Linked DNA regions of Homo sapiens: all the other regions are linked to region 1. Evidence: chromatin contacts called from ENCODE Hi-C or POLR2A ChIA-PET data. All regions are on one chromosome and are shown on one strand. Each heading gives the region's core, a stretch centred on a gene start or an enhancer-like site at or near the end of the contact. The rest is flanking DNA. Distances are from core to core; before and after follow the strand shown. Region 1 holds the start of ZNF862 (zinc finger protein 862). Region 2 holds the start of KCNH2 (potassium voltage-gated channel subfamily H member 2). Region 3 holds the start of AGAP3 (ArfGAP with GTPase domain, ankyrin repeat and PH domain 3).

Region 1 (4,560 bases), core at 1,694-4,193:
GCCCAAGATGGCTGTCAGTTAATAAAGACCACAAAACAGCACCCAAGGAAGAGTCTAGTAATAGACCAAACCACTATCTCACGAGGTAGTCTCCCAGTTCTGAGCCATAAGAATGCTGTTCGGAGTGGAGTTGTAGAACAGCACCGCTATTCCTTGTCACTCATTTGCAACACATCTTACACTGACAGTTGGTTTTGTAATTACTTTATTTCATTCTTGTATGAAGTTCTCATTTCCCATATTAGAAAACAACTATCTTTGGGAAGGGTGAGCACCTTTCTGAGATACCCTAAAATCAAGATTATAATCAAGGGTGAAATTTCCAGTCTCTGAGGTTTCACTTAGTGGTTGGACAGGACACGGAATCAGGTTTCTCCTCTACCTCCCAAAATGTTTGTACAGTCATGTGTTGCTTAACAACAGGGATAAGTTCTAGGAAATGTGTCCTTAGGCAGTTCTGTCATTGTGGAACATCACAGAGTGTACTTATACAAAACTACATGGTACAGCCTACTACATATCTAGGCTATATGGTATATAGCCTTTTGCCCCCTAGGCTACAATCCTACACAGTATGTTACTGTACTGAAAACTGTAGGCCACTGTAACACATGGTAAGTATTTGCGTATCTAAACATAGAAAAGGTACAGTAAGAATATGGTAGAAAAGACAAAAAAAAAAAAAAGGTCCATCTGTATTGGGCACTTACCATGAATGGAGCTTGCAGGACTGGAAGTTGCTCTGGGTGAGTGAGTGAGTGAGTGAGTGAGTGGTGAGAGAATGTGAAGGCCTAGGACATGACTGAACACTTCTGTAGACTTTATAAACACTGCACACTAAGGCTACGCCGAATTTATCAAAAATTTTTCTTTCTTCAATAATAAATTAACCCTAGCTTATTGTAACTGTTTTACTTTATAAACTTAATTTTTTAAACTTTTGACTCTTTTGTAATAACACTTAGCTTAACACACATTGTACACCTGTACAATATTTTTCTTTAAATATTTTTGTATTTTTATTTTCCAGCAAACCATTCCATCAACAAAAAGTATTTTTCTTTATATTCTAATTCTATGAGGTTTTGTATTTTTAAATTTTTTTTTTTTTTTTTTTTTTTTTTTTTTTTACTTTTTAAGCTTTCTTAAAACCTAAGACACAAACACACACATTAGCCTAAGCCTACACAGGGTCAGGATCATGAAGATGTCACCAGGTGATAGGAATTTCTCAGCCCCACTGTAGTCTCAGGGGATTGTACGTGAGAGCGGTGTTGATGGAAACCTTGTTATACAGCGCATGACCGTATTTCTCTTCTCCCGTTAAAGGCTAAGAAAGCCTCTGACTGAACAGAATAGCTTGGAAATCAACTTCAAATCACTGATACCAATATCAATCCCAATATTTTATAATCCTTCTTCCCCCTACATTTTGCTTCTCTTTATTCAAATTCAGGTTCAATCTAAACCAATCTGGGGATATTTCCAAAGGGTAAGGGCCATAAGCTCCATCTTTGCTTGGGTTTTGTTGAGCTTTATTGGCTTGGACCACGTACTCTGTAGGTGCCGTGTCTGCTACATGCATCACTGTAGCTTGTGGAGGGAGGGAGGATGGAAGAGATGCTCATGCGAGAAATCACCTCTTTTGAAATTCAGAGTCCTTCCTAGTCTTCCCAGGAAAAACTACAGCATCAAAAGAACCTCATTATCCTTTTCTCTCTTTTCGTGTGGGACAACCCTTTCAGGCGTGTCCAAGTTATTGAAGTGAAAACTGCAGGAGAGCTCCTTGAGAAAGGTGATCATTTCCTATTTATCCTCATACTTCCAGCATCTCGTTCAATGCAAATCACAGATCACAAATGTTTATTAAATGGACAGTTTTTTAAGGGACTCAATAAACAGTCGAAAACGTTTGTTGAGAGAATTCTCCTCTGTGCCAAATAAGAAACAATACTCAAGAACTGGCAGCAAACAACATCCAGAAAGATGTTAGTCCCAAGAGGCTGCCACTGTCTCCAAGCTAATGTGCCCACAACCACACTGGTCTTGGATGACACGGCCTGGAAGCGCTGGCAATCCCGTCAAATCCCTGAACTCCGCCCCCAAGCACTTTCTTTCCACCTTTTCTTCCAACTCAAAGCCTCTTGCCCAAAGCCAATTTATGACACAGGTTTCTAAGCAATGCCCAGATATTCCATGAAGTACATAACCTAGAAACAGAAGTGGCAAAAAGCATGCCAGATGCCCTCTCTTTTCAGCCCTTTCTTGGTAAGGAGGATCTAGGCAGGGTCAAGCCCTCAAGCGTCCCACCCTGCAGCTCCCACTGGCGTCCGATCCAGACTCCAAGCCTTAGCAGGGCCTCTTCAAAACGCCGAAGGTGGTGGGGAAAACAGGAAGCACCTTCGCATCGCTCCACTCGGGGGTCACCCAACCCAGCATCGACCCAGCGGACGCTCGGCAGCTCGGGGAGGATGCGCGGACACCGAACGGAAGCGTCCGCTCCTCTCCGCCACCCTCCCGGGGTCGGGCGCCGAAGTGCGGGAAGAGAGGGCGGGCCGGCGAGTCCTTCCCTGCAAGCCTGGCTCATCTGCGGGGCCTCCGCCCGAGCCGCCCCGCCTCGCCCGAGCCCGGCTCGGGGATCCTCGGGAGGGAGCGGGCGGCCCCCGGGCCTTCCAGTCCTACCTTCCCCGACTCTCTGGGCTCCATGGCCCCGCTTTCGGAGGCCCGTGCCGCCCCCTCCCCCCGCGGCCTGGCCTGAGGATGCAGCCGCCGCGACCGCCCCGGGGACCCAGGCTCCCGGAGGGGGAGGGCACCCAGGTAGGGAGGGAGCGCGGCCCAAGAACTTCGCTCTCTCACGTCGGGGGGCGGTAGCGCCGGTGGACCCAGGATAAGCGCGCTGAGCTGAGACTTGCGTCGCACCGAGCGAACAGCTTTACGGTCACTGCCCAGCCCCAGGCGGCGGGGCGTGACGGGAAGTGTAGTCCGCTCTAGGTGAGCGGCTCTCGAAGCTGCTATTGGCTCCCGGAACGCAGGTCCTGATTGGACGCCGGCGGCGCGCTTGCGACCCTCCCCGCCTCCCTCCGGCGACAGTTACTAGGCAACGGCGGCGTGGCGTCCTTTAGTCCTCTGCAGCAAGGGCAAAGCGCTCTGATTGGGCTACGCGAAGGCCAATGTCAGCCTTGAAGTTCTAGGTTTTCTTTTATTAAGGAGGGCAATACTTTTTGTTCTATTCACTCAAAAAGTATCATTGGTTGCCTACCATGGGTCAGGCCGTGTTCTAGGGTTTGGGAGAACACAGTTGAATGAGACAAAGGCCTTGCCTTCAAGGAACTCACGATCTATTAGGGAATCAGACCAGAAACAGATAATTACAAAACAGAGACAAGGGCTATGAAAGAGGTAAGCACAAAACATGAATTAAAGCCCGCGTTGTCACCTTAGAGTGAAGCGGTGGGGGATATGAGGTGCTTAGTCAAGGATTTCCTGCGGAAGTGATGCCTCAGCAGAATTAAAGCAAGAGGTAGGGTCTGCCAGGTAAAGGAGGTGCAATGGACTGACCGGTGTTCCCCTCCCAGGAGATGGGGCGTTTGGGAGGTTTAGATGAAGTCGTGAGGGTCAGGCCCTTATGGTGGGATTAGTGTCCTTATAAGAAGTTTTGTCCAAGTGCGGTGGCTCACACCTCTAATCCCAACTCTTTGGGAGGCTGAGACAGGAGGATCACTTGAGCCCAGTAGTTTGAGACCAGCCTGTGCAACACAGTGAGAGATCCCATCTCTATAAAAATAAAATAATTTTGTGAGGTGGAAGGATCACTTGAGCCTGGGTGGTCGAGGCTGCAGTAAGCCGGGATGGCGCTTCTGCACTCCAGCCTGGGTGACAGAGCAAGACCATGTCTCAAAAAAAAAAAAGACTTTTAGGGGGCCAGGGCAGGGATGTGCCTTCATGAAGGTGTTAGTGACCACATGCGTGCTGGGGGAACTAGCTAGGCCCTTTGCCCTTCTGCCCCTCTGCCTTCTGCCATGTGAGGACAGAGCAAAAAGGTGCCCTCCTGGAAGCAGAGACCAGGCTCTCACCAGACACAGACACTGCTGGTGCTTTGATCTTGGATTTCCCAGCCTCCAGAATCATAAGAAATAAGTATCCATAATTTATAAATTACCTAGTTCCAGGGATTTTGTTACAGAAGCACATAGAGATTAAGACAATGGTCAACTAATTTTTTTGTATTTTTAGTAGAGACAGGGTTTCACCATGTTACACAGGCTTCAAGTAAGCGTTTTCCATTATCCAGCTCTGCTCTTCTGGCCAAGGTTGAATAGACCTAAATTCCGTTCGAGGAGTGTAGGGGAGTCTGCATTACTGAAAAAAAGAATGAGACACAAGAAATGTGGAGGAGAAGGCAGAGAGTGAGGACTCTGTGGATTCCAAGTGGCCTGCCACTCACCACCTCGACTATATCACTACCTTGAAGAGCTATATTTCTGCCCATGAGTTATCCATGTCTTTATAACAGATTCTCTTTTAGGGGTTAAAAAACTGGAGGACAGCTAGGGTAAATCA
Region 2 (4,483 bases), core at 1,063-3,562, 1.1 Mb before region 1:
AATTCTTGAGTGTGGGGGCGGCTAAGTGGGTCTGCCTTCAGGCTCTACCCTGAGCCTCCAAGGAAGTCAGAAATCTACATTCAGCTTTGACTTCTGAGTATGTGGAGTGGGCTGGGGGGAGAGAGGGAGAGATCTGTCTCTCCTCAGCTTGAGGGAACAGCTCTCTTCTTGCCTCTGTGCACAGAAGGAGGGCTACCCCGTGCCTGGGCTCCTCTCTGTTTGGGAGGATGAAGGGCTCCTCTGACTCCTGTCTTCCCTTTGGGATAAGAGCAGAGGCCTGTCCCAGCAACACGGGTACAGGAGTGGAGGACAGCTGGCCAGCTCAGATGAGTGGCTCCTTCCCTTCAGGGCCTGGCTCTCCCTCTCCCTTGGTCTGGAGAGAGGGGGAGGCTACAGATGTCCCTTTCCCTTCTTGCCCTCCCATGCCCATTCTCAGCTGCTGGCCTTTGCTCACTTTCTCTCCATCCCCTGGCCTGGACAGGAGGACACTTCACTCACACATGAATCATCCTGGATTCATGGTAGGCAACCCAGCAGCCAGGGGTGGCCTTGGGGCGTGGCGGGGGCTGGGCCAGTCGTGGACTAGGTTCTACCCGGAACCCAGATGTGTTGATGCACCTGATGCCAAATGCTACACCAAGGAGGAGCTTGTGCTGTGGAAGGCCCTGGGCCCCCGGGGGGGTGAGTGAGGAAACTGCTGGCAGTGGAGAGGGCCTGAGGAATAACTGCACAGGCAAGAGCCTCTGGACTTTTTTAGCATCAGCTGTGGAGCCACCTCCTTCTCTCCCACTGGCTGCCTCCCTGAGTCACTGCCCACCCACCAGCAAATAAAAAAGAGTGTCATCTGCTGGCCAGTGGCCCCATTTGGCCCCAGTGTTTGCATCTTTGTGCTCCTGGGTGGAAGGTGAGAGTCCGGGTAGGGTGGTCTCACGACGACAGTTTTCTGCGCCTTCCTCCTTCGGGACTCCGATTCCTTCCCTGCCCTTTGTTCTTCCCCTCCCCCCATGATGGTTCTCGCTGGTGACAAGACCCAGCCCCTGCTCCAAGGACAGAGGCAGCTGCAAGCCCTCAGGAGCCCCCACATGGCCCCATCCATCTAGACAGGTCTCTGATCCGGCTGCAGGGAGGGGACCCTCGGCTGTTCAGCTGCGACTCCTCCCTCCCCGCCCGCCCACTCAGCTGTCAACACTCGCCTCCCCGCCCTGGCCTTCCCGGGGCCCTGCCTGACTGCTAAGTCCGAGGACACCGCGCCCGGAGACCCTCACTCAGACGCAAGCAGGCGATGAGCAGGCGGCGGGGCAGACACCCCGCCTGCCCTTGAGCATCCCTAGGCCTCCTTGCCTAAATAAGGGAGCCGCAGCTGGAGCGAGCCAGCTGGCCGGGGGGAGGGGCCTGCGGCTAGGCCAGGGCTTTCCGAGGGGCTGGGCCGTGGCCGCCGCCGCAGGGCCCCGAGCCCGCCGATTGGGCGTGCAAGGCTGGCCCCGGGCTGCCGGGGGAGGGCGGGCCGCTCGCACCCGGGGATCCCCTGGTTGGAACCTCGCGCTCAGGGACCTCTCTTTGATCCTGCAGCTAGGAGGCCGCAACTGCTGTCAGAATGTCCCTCTCTGTGCAGCTCCTATGCAGAGCCCCACAGAGGGCTCTCTCTCTCTCCGTGTGTGTGTGTGTATGTGTGTGTGTGTGTGTGTGTGTGTGTGTGTGTGTATGTGTGTGTGTGTGTGTGTGTGTGTGTGTGTGTGTGTGTTGGGGCAGGGGGCGTGCCCCTTCTAAGTTTAACCCTCCCTTATTTCAGAGCTCTGCTGCTCTGGGGCCTTCAGATTGTCTTGCTTTTCCTATTTCCAGGGTCTCCCTTGACTCCGGGCTCGTCTTCGAGGGTCCAGGCGTTGCCCCGGTCACCCACAGTAGGCACTGAGCGCGTGCTGTGTATACCAAGCCAGTGCTCGGCGTGGTGGGGAACCAGGGCATAAGGACCCGCCGTTTCCCTTCAAATCAGGTTTCTTAGTCGCTAATCTGGGGTGGGGGTGGAATCCCTTCCCCCATCCCGGCCGCCTACAAGCCGGCCATGGCACCTGTCCTCACGGTTTCCCCTGCCTAAGGGTCCCTTCCCCCTCTTCTGGGCGCGCGAGTCCCAGGGGCTCCTTGGCAGAGCGAGGGGCTGGCGTTGGGGGAGCACTCGGCGCGGCTCAGCCAATGGGAAGGTCGGGCGCGCGCGGTGGGGCGGGATGGGGGGGGGAGAGGGCGGTGCTGCGGGCGCGCGGCAGGCGGGAGGGGGCCGGGAGGCGGGGGCCGGAGCCGGAGGGGCGCGCGCCGCATTAACCCTTCCGCGGCCGGGCCGAGCCGCAGGCGCTGCCCGAGCCGCGGGCGCTGGAGCGGCTGTCGGCGCGGTGGCAGGCGGGAGCCAGGAGTCCGGGGCTCGGGCGGGCGGAGCGCAGCGCGGGGACGCGGCGGAGCGGGCCCCGCGGCTCGGCGGGGGCCGGCAGACAGGTGTGCCGGCGGCGGGCGGCTCGCGCTCAGGCGGCTCCAGGCCGGGCCCGGGGTCCGGAGCGGGGAGCCGGGAGCCGAGCGAGGACCCGGCGCCCGCAGTCCAGTCTTGGCCGCGCCCGTGCTCGGCTTGGCCGCGGGGTGCGGGGACCACGGCCCGGCCGGGCCACCCGAAGCCTAGTGCTGGGCCGGGCCGGGCCGGGGTGGGTGGGGGCCCGCCCGGCCCGCCCATGGGCTCAGGATGCCGGTGCGGAGGGGCCACGTCGCGCCGCAGAACACCTTCCTGGACACCATCATCCGCAAGTTTGAGGGCCAGAGTGAGTGGGGGAGGGGGCTGAGCGGGGAGGGGGCTCTGGGGGCGGGCCGAGCTCTTCCGAGTGTGGATGGGGGGGCGTGCCCGGGCCGTGTGCGTCGGCAAGTGCGAGTCAATGGGGCCTGGTGGGCCCCAGGCTTTGGCGAGGGGACGGCGGGGGCAAGGCTTGGTGCACCGGGGCCGTGGGCACCGGGCCAAAGGGTTTGGGGTTGGGGCTTGGGGCGGGAAACTCAGCTCAGGCTTTTGGGATCGGAGTGTGTGTGACACGCTGAGTGTGCAGGGAAGGGATGTGGGATGGAGTGTGCAGGTGTCCCCAACTCTGGGTGCGTGGACGTGGATGGGGCTGTGTGCAAGGGCATAAGAGTGTGTACGACCCAAACCCTGGGATCCCGAGAGTCCAGCGCGCACACTGGTCTTGCCAGATCTTGACTGTGTTGTGCCGGAGGGACTGAAAAGCCGTGGATGCAGGGTCAGCTCATAATCTCTTCTTGTGTGTGCCGTGTGTATATAACCCTGAGCCCATGTGTCACCCGTGAGTTAGACCCTGTATGGGCGGTGGGGAGGTGTCTTTGACAAGGCTGCGAGCTTGTGGGCTCTGTGGAGACAGGGTGTCCTGGGGCTAGAGCTGGGCTTTGAGGGTAAGCAGCTCCCTGTGGTACCCCCAAGTTGTGGGTTTTCTTGCCCTGGAGACTGTCACCTAATTCCCTTATGGGGACCGGGAGTACAGCACCCCTAATGCCTGCCTGGTAGGGAGGCTTCTAGAAGGGTCCCAGATTAGGCAAATGTCCTGGGGGTGGGCAGCATTCATGTGCCTGTCCCTAAGGCTGCATGAGCCACAGTGGGTGTGACTGCCAAGGGCCCTGGGAGTTGGGAGAGGATGACATTCCTTGTCCATGACCCTGTGAGCACAGGACAACGCGTGCTTGTAACGGTGGTTGGGGGAAGGAGGGGTCAGTCCGATGGTCAGTATTGTGTGAAGCGGAGGAACAAGATGATCCTGAGGGGGTGGAGACAATGACACTGGTTGAGGGCCTCCCTGAGAGGTGGGGGTGGGCCCAGGGGGAGGCTGTGGGCGGGCCTACGAGGAGGCTGGGATGGATGTGGGGGGGGGTGCTGGATTCTAGCCCTACCTTTGCCACTGACTGCCATGTGACCTTGAGTGACTCTTCCCTCTTTGGGTCTCAGGTTCCAGGTCTGTGGAGGAGGGGCAGGCTTTCTGTCCCATCCCTGTATTCCAGGATCTCAGTGAAGGGTGTGTGGTGGGGTGGGGCATGCCTTCGAAGAAACTTGCTCTTCTTTCCCCAGCCTGGGAGAGAGGACAAGGGGTGGTTTTTCTTCTATGAAGCTGGGGTGTGTGGCTGGGCCTCTGGACTGCCTTGGACTGTGGCAGAGCTGGAGGCCGAGTTAGGGGGTCTTTTCAGGTGACAGGAAACCCTGACTCCTGGAATTGATGGCTGCCTGGGAGGTCTGGGGGGCCTTGGGAACTGGCCAAAAGATGAACCAGTTCCAAAAGGCAACTTTCTGGGGGCCAGGGGAAGGGAGAATCGAGAAAGGTGGGAGGAGGCCAAGTCCTGATGGCCTGGGCCTATCTCAGGGTGCCCTGCTGCAGCCCAGCTTTGCACGTAGGATTGCCTAGGGCTGCAACCTGAGGGCTATGCTTGCTGGGGAGGGGAGGGGAAGGGAGGGGGAGAA
Region 3 (4,653 bases), core at 933-3,432, 1.2 Mb before region 1:
GTGCCCCCACCCTCCTGTGGCCGGCCCACGAGGCTTGTCGCCCTCCAGAAGGAGCTGGGGGAAGGTAAGCTTGGAGCAAATCAGGAATGTCTTTACTTCCTCCAAGGACAGTGAAGCTGCAGCAACGATGTCTCTCCCGCCTCCACCCTCTTCAGATCTAAGAGGAAAAATTGGTCATCTCCTGTCTTTGGGGCCCAGGGCTCGCACAAATGCCATCTCCTAGTCCCCAGCCACAGCGGTGATTCAGGCCATTTACTCAGATCCACGTTAATGAGTTTTTTCTGTCACCTAATTAGTTCACAGAGAACTCAGCCTTGAGAGGAAAGAAATAAGAACGGGTTGGGAAAAGGCAGAAGGAAGTCAGACTGGCATGTCACAACAAAAGATAGAACCCAGCACCACATGGGGTCCCCCCAGACCCAGTACTTCTTCCCCGGCTATGGGGACCTCTGAAAGCAGAAAGGGAGGTGTTCAGGTGCACTATCCCCCAGAACCTCAGGCAAGCAGATGAAGCTGGGAGTGGGGCCCTAACCTTAAGGCCCAAGTCAGGGACAGGCCCCTGCCCATAACTCCATGTTATCGCAAAAGGCCTTGGCTCTCACTGCATTTCCACTGAGGCCAAACCCACCACCTGCCGGTGGGCGTCCCCTTTCAAACAGAGCTGGGGGAGGAAGCAGATGGCCCAGGGTGAGGCCCATCTGTCCGTGCCCGCTCGAAGGTCACCATGCCACCGGGGTGCCTGCGGGTGCCTCCAGCACCCACCACACCAGGGCTTGCGAGGCATCTGCCAGCAGCGTGCCACCACTTCCTGTGCCCTCAGCGGTCGAAAGTCCAGGGCCTAAGGGCCCAGAGAAAAAAGCGCTAGGCAGCGCAGTGGCCGGGGGTTTCCGGTCCCCGACTCCGGGTGCGGTGTCCCTGGCGGTCGGTCAGCACCCGGCTGCCCAGCAGCTGCCTCCAGACCGAGGAGCCGCGGATCCCCGTCAGGCTCATGACCCGGCCAAAGCGCGGATGGACCTGCCGGCGCCTCCCACGCGGTCGCTGAGCCTCAGCCCAGCGCCAGGCCCGGCCCGCTCCCGCTTGGCCGCCGCGGCGTAGGGGGTGTGCGTCGGGAGAGGGCGCCGCGGCGAGCGCCACCCTCCGGGCCTGCGGGCGCTGGGCCCGGGAAGGCTGCCATCCACTAACGCGAGGCTCCGATCCCCCGCCCCACTGCGGAGCAGGGCCCGGGCAGCGGCTAAGAAGCCTCCCCGGTCACGACCCCACCTCCCCGCAGCTGAAGCCCTCTGCCGCGCCCACCTTCCCCGGCCAGGCCTGGACAGATCTGGTCCCGGCCCCCCCAAGCGACACCACCTTCGCGCCCTGGAACACAGTCAGCAGAAAACCCCCAACCCCAAAGTGTCCCCGAACGAGATATGGCGAAGCTGCCCGCCGGTTCTGCAACACAGATCGGCAAACCTCGTGGCCTGGTCCTCAAGCGCGCAAGGACCCCCGACAGGGAGAGCATGGCCAGGCACGGCCTGTGGAGCCCTCGGCCGGCGCCGGAGAGGCCACTGCGCCCCGGCTCCCGCAGCCCCCGGCTCCGCTCACCCTCGATGGAGATGACGTGCTCCCGGATCTGGTTCTGCAGCGCCAAATCCTCGATGCGCTCGATCAGGTCGTAGATGGCGTAGATATTGGGATGCACGGACTCGAAGCGCTGGATCTCGGCCCGGATGGCCGCGGAGTTGGAGAGCGCGAACTGCTGGGGGGGCCCGCCGGCCAGCTGCTGCGAGGGGCCGCCGCCGCCCCCGGCCCCGGGCCCCGCGCCGCCGAACTGCCCGCCGCAGACGAGCTGCTGCGCGGCAGCGCCGCCGCCCCCCGGAGCCGCCAGGCTCTGCTGCTGCTGCGGGCTCTGCCCCCCGCCCGCCTGGAAGTTCATGGCTTCGGAGCCGTGGGGCCCGAGGCGGGCCCGGGGCGGCGCGGCGGAGGCGGCGGCGGCGGCGGCGGCGGCAGCGGCGAGCGGGAGCGCGGGGCTGGCGGGGCCGGGACTACTGGGCTGGCGGCGCGGGGCTAGCGCATGGAGCCGGGGGCCGGGGGCCGGAGGCCGAGGCCAGGAGGCGCCGCCGCGCACGCTGTGGCCGCCGCTGCCGAGCGCTTCCCAGCGCCGTGATCCCGCTGCCTCGGAGCAGCCTCCAGCGGCAACAACAACGGGACCGGGAGCGCGCGGCCCAGGCCCTCCCCCCGCGTCATGCGCACGCACCGCCGCCCCCGCCGGCTCCGGCACACGCAGCCCGAGCCCCCCTCCCCGCCGCCCCCGCCCCTCCTGCGCGCCGGCCCGGGCGCCCCCGCCCCTCGCTCGCTCGCTGGCTCTGCAGCCTCCACCCCCGAGCCGCGCGCTCCAGCCCTGGCGCCCCGGCCCCTCCCACTCAGCCTCGGCCCTTCCGCCTCCTCACCAGCCCCCACCCGCATTGCCTCGAGGGCCACCCTCGCGGAGGGGACAGCTGCCCTGGTCTCCTCCCGCGCCCGGCTGTCGCTTTCGCCTCCCTGCGCTGATCTGGGCGGGGTGTCGGATCTCTAGGCAATGCCCAAACAGTGCCCTGCGCCTGAGGGTGCTGCTGACCGAGGCTGATTGGCCGAGGAGTCCGCCCAGGCCCAGCTGCTCCTCGCTTACAGCGTCCCGCCTTCAGTGCGGCATAGGCTCCCCTGTCCCCAGGCTCCGAGGTCAGCCCTAGAGACCACCCTGCTGCCGGAGTTTTCTCCCTGTCTCCCTGCCCAGGCTCTCCACTGCCGGCTGCAGCAGTGCTCTCCTAAAAGACCCTCCCCCTGCCGGACTTGGGAGATTAGCTAAATGCTACCCGACCCCATTGGTACATAGAGGAAGAAGAGGGAGGGATGAAATAGTATATGCCTTTCTCCCCTACTCATCCCATTGGAGAGACCAACCAAAGCCCACGTGGCTCTCAATTTTTCTTGTCCTCACCCCTTGTCCATCCTGTCCTTTCACTCCCTCTAGGGCCAGGGAGCTCCCTGAAATGTCCCAGTTCCTCTGCAGTCCCATTGCCAAAGTGGGCTGCAGTTCTGTTAGCCCCCTCCCCCCCACCAACACACACACGTTTCCTAAAACCTACAAGAGGTGACATTTGCAGAGGCCGCAGCCAATAAATCTGCCAGAGATGTTGCAGGGTATCTGCTACCCCCAGATATCCTAGGGCATCAGTGACACACATCGTCCTTCTTACGCACACTTCCACTTCCCTGGCCAAGCTGGATCTTTTCCCAGCATGAAGCTGTCCACTGTTTGATTACCCACACAACTCAGCCCCAGAACCAACCCAGTCACTATTCCCGAGTTCCTTGTACCTTCCAAAGCACCTGGTGCAAGCTAATCAACACACAGGGTCTCCTAAGCTCCTGAGGAACCTGTGTTTCTATCTCCCTGCATAAGCTTAAGGATATCTTGTGCCCTCTCTGGGTTTCATCTGCGAAATATAGTGGTTGAACATAAAACCTAGTTCTGATGTTGTATAATTCTAAAAGTAACATCCAACATCTCTTTTAGGTGCTTAATTAGAATTGACAGCAGGAAGTAGCACCAGGTATACCTCCCAAGAGAGACACTAAGAGCAAAGAGCTCCTCAAATGTGTTGCCCCAGCAACTAGCACACACGTGTTATAGCACTGTTGGGCTGTTCACACGTCTAGCTCTTCTACTAGTATATGGAGCCACATGAGGGCAGGAAGAGGGTCTGATTCACCATTTTATTCCCAGTATCTTGCACAATGCCTGGGATATAGTGTGTGTGTGTGTGTGTGTGTGTGTGTGTGTGTGTGTGTGTGTAATTTTTTTTGAGACGGAGTCTCACTCTGTCACCCAGGCTGGAGTGCAGTGACTCGATCTCAGCTCACTGCAACCTCCACCTCCCGCATTCAAATGATTCTCCTGCCTCAGCCTCCCGAGTAGCTGGGATTACAGGCGCCCGCCACCACGCCCAGCTAATTTTTGTATTTTTTTTTGTAGAGACAGGGTTTTACCATGTTGGCCAGGCTGGTCTCGAACTCAGTGATCCGCCTGCCTTGGCTCCCAAAGTGCCAGGATTACAGGCGTGAGCCACTGCGCCTGGCCATAGTACATCTTTTAAAAAATATGTTAGTAGAATAAATGAATGAACAGGAGGGATGGAACTAGAGGTAGGTTAGTTCTGTATGGTATCAATCTAGACTGACATTCCTAAGGCAATATTTGGGCCACTTGCTCCCACAGTAGGCAAGAACCATGGGAAGACTAGGATAGATTATTTTAAATCAAGACTGGCCTGTAAAAACCAGGATGTGAGATCTCTGTGGCTACAGGAGCCCAGAGGGAAAAATCCAGATATCCACAGGCCTGGGATTCAATGCCATCCACACAGTAACACACCAAAGACCCGACTCCTGAGACCAGGTTTGGGTGGAGGTGAGCGAATAGCTACTGTGTGACATGTACCTTAGTTTTTACACTTTTTAATAAAACATCTAATTTCTTCCTTATGATTGACTTACGAGGTGTGTTTTAGAGAGGAAGAAATTAATGTTCAGAGAGATTCAATAACCCACCCAAGGTCATATAGCTGAGAAGCACAAGATAAGGGATCAGGATTTCTGCCAGGTTCCAAGGTCTATGCTTCTTCCACAGCCCTG

Evidence for each region. A loop is a pair of places that touch in the nucleus more often than their neighbours do. ChIA-PET counts read pairs that join two places held with the same protein, here RNA polymerase II (POLR2A). Pooled maps may share reads with other maps.
Region 2: a loop to region 1 is called in a pooled map, with 3 times the contacts of the local background. The contact joins the promoter of KCNH2 here to the promoter of ZNF862 in region 1. A Hi-C loop is called at or near these places in 5 of 50 pooled maps.
Region 3: a loop to region 1 is called in a map of B cell, with 9 times the contacts of the local background. The contact joins the promoter of AGAP3 here to the promoter of ZNF862 in region 1. A Hi-C loop is called at or near these places in 3 of 168 maps with a recorded cell type or tissue (B cell, CD4-positive, alpha-beta T cell and naive thymus-derived CD4-positive, alpha-beta T cell), 2 of 37 single-sample maps with no recorded cell type and 13 of 50 pooled maps. POLR2A ChIA-PET finds 5 or more read pairs at or near these places in 2 of 52 experiments (AG04450 and activated T-cell).

What each region holds. Positions count from the first base shown.
Region 1 is chr7:149,836,758-149,841,317 of GRCh38, reverse strand. It overlaps ZNF862 (zinc finger protein 862), which reads right to left and starts at 2,943. Exons shown (of 8, transcript NM_001099220.3): 1 at 2,683-2,943. The coding sequence starts at 2,706. RefSeq lists a silencer at 2,408-2,867.
Region 2 is chr7:150,976,150-150,980,632 of GRCh38, reverse strand. It overlaps KCNH2 (potassium voltage-gated channel subfamily H member 2), which reads left to right and starts at 2,312. Exons shown (of 15, transcript NM_000238.4): 1 at 2,312-2,795. The coding sequence starts at 2,720. LOC124901776 (a long non-coding RNA gene) reads right to left here. Exons shown (of 3, transcript XR_007060592.1): 2 at 3,922-4,097; 3 at 3,278-3,788. RefSeq lists a silencer at 1,295-1,644 and an enhancer at 4,014-4,483.
Region 3 is chr7:151,084,004-151,088,656 of GRCh38, reverse strand. It overlaps AGAP3 (ArfGAP with GTPase domain, ankyrin repeat and PH domain 3), which reads right to left and starts at 2,182. Exons shown (of 18, transcript NM_031946.7): 1 at 1,585-2,182. The coding sequence starts at 1,915. RefSeq lists an enhancer at 627-786 and silencers at 1,007-1,276, 1,637-1,706, 2,073-2,162, 2,213-2,462.